2 separate regions of the Homo sapiens genome follow, and region 2 is linked to region 1. A link is an interaction called in ENCODE POLR2A ChIA-PET data of the cell type or tissue named here. Cell type or tissue: GM12878. All regions are shown on one strand. Region 1 overlaps XRCC5 (X-ray repair cross complementing 5). Region 2 has its middle 15 kb from the start of MREG.

Region 1 (2,500 bases):
TCTTGGACCACTGAAATCTGCCGGCCTTTCACAGAGCCCTAGAAATGAAAATGAATAGAAAAGCCCTTCTCTTTGTCTTTGGTTTTATTTTATAAGAGCACACTTATTACATTAAGCCATCTTGTATTGCCTGGGGTGCTGCTAAAAAGAGAAATAACCTGTAGGTTTATCATCTGTTGGTATATTTTAGGTTGGAAGTGTGAATCCTGCTGAAAACTTCCGTGTTCTAGTGAAACAGAAGAAGGCCAGCTTTGAGGAAGGTGAGTGGTTGACTTTGCATTTAGGAGAAGCTGTTTAGTTAAGCTAACTAATTTAAAGTCTAGATTAAGAACTGTAGCCTTTTGTTGTAACACTTTAGCATTTTTCTTTACTGGCGGATCTTTGTGGTTTTCCCTTGTTAGGGAGCTCACTGAGGCAACATTATGAGCACATGAAAGTGAACTCAGCACAGATTTTCTCAAAAGGAACTAATTTGTAGGTCTCCCTACAGAAAAACTTTGGGCCAACACCTTGGCGCTTATAGCTCCACTTCATTGAAGTTTTTTAGGATTTTGTCGTGAGCTATAAATAAAACACTTTTATGTCACATCTTCCTATTTTATTTTCTTCCTTTTTTTTCTTTTTTTTTTTGAGATGGAGTTTCTCTCTTGTTGCCCAGGCTGGAGTGCAATGGCATGATTTCAGCACACCACAACCTCTGCCTCCCGAGTTGAAGCGATTCTCCTACCTCAGCCTCCCGAGTAGCTGGGATTACAGGCGTGCACCACCATGCCCAGCTAATTTTGTTTAGACGGGGTTTCTCCATGTTGGTCAGGCTGGTCTTGAACTCCTGACCTCAGGTGATCTGCCAGCCTCAGCCTCCCAAAGTGCTGGGATAACAGGTGTGAGCCATCGTGCCCGGCCACATCTTCCTATTTTCAGAGACACATAATTCTTGTTCCAGTCCTAAGAGTTTGTGGCCCATTTATAGTAGACCTAGAAAGACCTTGATGCTGCCCCTAAATTTAATCCTTCTCAAAATGGCTGCATGGTCACTTTTCCTTATCAGGTAGTACCTAGAATCTCATTTAGGCTGTGGCTAACATAAAAATAGCTTTCAGGGATGCACAGAGGGCCTGGAACTAACATTCATTCACTTGATTGCATTCAGGTTTCTGTTCATTTACCCTTTAAATGGTGGCAACTGGCAGTTGTTAATCCTGCAGGTTTATATATAAACTATTATATTCATTATTGCTGGTCCAAGTCTGGCCTGTCTGCGAGCTGACTTCTACGTATGTGAGTGTTTATGTTTGTTCATGTGTGTATAGAACTTTCTCTTCCAACATCCTGCAGGGAGCAGGGGAATCACTTTTTTTTTTTTAGTGACAGGGTCTCGCTGTGTCACCCAGGCTGGAGTGCAGTGGCAGGATCATAGCTCACTATAACGTTGGACCTCTGGGCTCAAGTGATCCTCCCACTTCGGCCTCCCAAAGCTCTGAGATTACATGTGTAAGTCACCATGCCTGGCCAAAAATTACTTTTTTTCTTTTTCTTTTTTTTGGGGGGACAGAATCTTGCTCTGTTGCCCAGGCTGGAGTGCAGTGGTGAGATCTCAGCTTACTGCAGCCTTCACCCTGGCCTCCTGAGTAGCTGGAACTACAGTTGCATACCCCCACGCCCGGCTAATTTTTGTATTTTTAGCACAGACGGGGTTTCGTTATGTTGGCCAGGCTGGTCTTGAACTCTTGACCTCAAGTGATCTGCCCACCTTGGTCTCCCAAAGTGCTGGGATTACTGTGAGCCACGGTGGCATGAGCCACCGTGCCCGGCCCAAAAATGAGAGTTAAATGCCTAGAAGCACTACTGCCTGCAGTAGGTCTAATGCATCTTACTACTTGCAGTCTAGGAATCCTGGCAAGATCCCCAGATCTACTGTGCTGTTGTCCAGAGGCAAGCATGAGCAGCTGAGCCTCAGAGAGAGCTTACAGTCTACCAGGCTTAAATCCTGTCAGCAGGAATGCCAAAGGCCAAACCATGAGAATCTCCAGAGGAAGAACAGCTTCGTTATCACAGTAATCTGCAGTCTCTTAAGTGGGGTGTATATGTTTTTGGTTTTGAGATGGAAGAAGAGCTTTTTGTCCTGCTAAAAGTTGCCATATAGGAGAAAAACTTTGAGTTTTAACACAAAACAAAACCTCATGTAAATAGAAGGAGATCTGAAGTTCTAAGTGACAGTTTTCTAGGATTGGTGAAAACAGTACTTCAGAATTTCTCTCTTTAATGTATTGGAGTGATCAAGACACTTTCACAGTATTATACCTGTTGTCTGTTCAGCTGTATATTGTTACAGGGTGCTCGGAAAGTGGCGGAGATGCTGCTGTGACAAGTCAATGAACTCTTGTCTATCAAGACTATTGTGTTTTTGAAGGAAAATTGAGACTTTCCTAGCTTTCAATTGTATGTCGTCAATTACCTCAGCCAGTCAAAGTCCAAGGTCCCCCGTTTGGAAGTGATTGGA
Region 2 (2,500 bases), 130 kb before region 1:
ATCAAAAATGTCCATTCTGAACAAGAGTCAAGCCAACTCTCCCTTCCCCCACCCTCTGTGATAAAAAGTCATTCACAAGTTGCATTGTTTTTCTGAAAGCATTCTAAATCTGAAAATGTCGAATAAATTTTCAAAGACACTAAATTTCAAAATACACTTAAAGTCAATTATTTAATAAAACTTGAAATTTTAATGTTTAATTCTCAACATTATAGTTTTCTGATTTTTCTATGTAAATACAGTTACTTCACAAGGAAAATTTTAGAATTTGAGGCAGGGCATTTTGACTTCCATACAAGAGTTTGGACTTCTACACTAAAACCAAATAATGCTTCATGTAAATATAATGTAAAACATAGGCTTTAAGTGGAAATAAATGACATGTATAGTGTGGTATGGTTGCAAACCATTGAAAGAGATGTCTTTCACGAACTTGCTCAAAATACCCAGATAGGCCGGGCACGGTGGCTCACGCCTGTAATCCCAGCACTTTGGGAGGCTGAGGCAGATGGATCACGAGGTCAGGAGATCGAGATCACGAGGTCAGGAGATCCTGGCTAACACGGTGAAAGCCCGTCACTACTAAAAATACAAAAAATTAGCTGGGCGTGGTGGCGGGCACCTGTAGTCCCAGCTACTCGGGAGGCGGAGGCAGGAGAATGTCATGAACCCGGGAGGCGGAGCTTGCAGTGAGCCGAGATCGCGCCACTGCACTCCAGCCTGGGCAACACAGCAAGACTCCATCTCAAAAAAAAAAAAAAAAAAAAACCCAGATAATCTGAAAATATATACAGATCAATGGAAAAAATTCCATTTGATATTTCTAGGCAGGATTTTAATGTGTGATAGCTGACATAGATTTCCAGTAATTGTGTATTTATTTAATTCCATTTTTTCTCACTGTACTCTAGATATTTTCTCAAACATACTTGGATTTTGGGAATTCGAATTTGTATAGTGTTAAGGTAATGCATATTTGAATTTATCTTGCTGTTTGAGAAATTTGAATTCTACCAATTACAGACAATTCTGTAATTGTCTATAACAACAGTAGGAATTGCACACTTAAAATCATTAAAATGGCAAAATTTATGTTATATATATTAGTTACACCACAATAAAGAAAAAGAACATAAAAAGGAAGAAAAAAATAAGGCTTTTTCTCTGAGAGAGAAAAAGAGAGACACAGTTTTGGTTTTCCCCCCATTGGAATATGGAGTTAAGTGCAGACCACTCAAGATACACAAATTTCTGACCAGAGCACTTACAAGTAGCAATTCCAAAATAAATACCAGTACAATAAAAAAGATGTTATATTCATCTTTATTTATTTATTTAAAAGGAAATAAATAATTTCCTGTAAAATAAAAGGATGAAAGCAGCTTGATGGCAGCAGATGTAAAGAAGGATTGAGGCTGGCCAGGCGTGGTGGCTCACGCCTGTAATCCCAGCACTTTGGGAGGCTGAGGCAGGCAGATCACGAGGTCAAGAGATTGAGACCATCGTCGCCAACATGGTGAAACCCTGTCTCTATTAAAAATACAAAAATTAGCTGGGCGTGGTGGCGCGCTTCTGTAGTCCCAGCTACTCAGGAGGCTGAGGCAGGCGAATTGCTTGAACCTGGGAGGTAGAGGTTGCAGTGAGCTGAGATCACGCCACTGCACTCCGCCTGGCGAGAGAGTGAGACTCCATCTCAAAAGAAGGATTGAGGCTGCTGAGTTAGGACGACAAAGGCAAAATGATAAACACAAGGCAGAAGGTGCTTATGCACCTCCCCCTGCCTCCAGGCTGGCCCTTGGGCTTGAAGAACTAGAAACACAAACTTGTTATCCCTCTTTCCAGAGTTCTCAAAATACAAGGATGCTAAGTCATGCTCACAAACTCGCCAGAAGCTGAAATACACAGCCTAGACTAACACAAAACTCCCAGCATGGCTGAAAATGCCTAGGGCCAGAATAGTCCAGTATTTCCCTTCAGGCAAAGTTGCACAGCAAATCAAAGTTTTAGATTTGTTTTTGACAGGGATTCAGAGGAAAAGGAGATGGTTTAATGAATTTAGCTCTGAGAGTCTCATGCATCATTTTACAAGAGAGGAATGTGCATGCCAAGCAAACCAAATGTTTGTAGCCTATGGCTGAGTCGTATCTCTTATGGCCTGTGGTCGGTGCACATGCTCATGGTGGTCACATGGGCTTCTCATATGCTATCATGGTGGACCAGTCTCCCACTGTGAGCCCCATCTTTGTGTTCACATTCATATTTTCAACCACCTTAAAATTACTGCTTGCTCTGAAATGACAGGTTAAAAGGTTATAAAGAAGATTTAGGTTTCAAATTTGTTCTAAAATACTTATAAATCAAGGGGGACAGATAGACAAATTTGTAAAAATATAGATTATTGGGGGTGATGGGTACTATTACACTATTCTCTTTAGCCTGTGTTTGAGAAATTCCATTAAAAATTTTCAAAATAATCTCTTCATTGTCCTTGGTGCTGGTC

The links. ChIA-PET counts read pairs that join two places held together with the same protein. Peaks named below come from ENCODE experiments on the same cell type or tissue, not always from the same donor. Only the 100,000 strongest peaks of a DNase experiment are listed, where the experiment ranks them.
Region 2: POLR2A ChIA-PET joins it to region 1 with 5 read pairs; 2 of 35 experiments call an interaction of 5 or more read pairs at or near these places.

What each region holds. Positions count from the first base shown.
Region 1 is chr2:216,161,789-216,164,288 of GRCh38, forward strand. XRCC5 (X-ray repair cross complementing 5) reads left to right here. Exons shown (of 21, transcript NM_021141.4): 16 at 191-260. Among named protein-coding and RNA genes, the nearest start is that of XRCC5, 54 kb to the left of the region's middle. In GM12878, no CTCF peak of the experiment used is centred here; no DNase peak of the experiment used is centred here.
Region 2 is chr2:216,027,781-216,030,280 of GRCh38, forward strand. It overlaps a transcript of MREG not described here and a transcript of PECR not described here. Among named protein-coding and RNA genes, the nearest start is that of MREG, 15 kb to the left of the region's middle. In GM12878, no CTCF peak of the experiment used is centred here; no DNase peak of the experiment used is centred here; H3K4me3 peaks cover 14 bases; H3K27ac peaks cover 537 bases.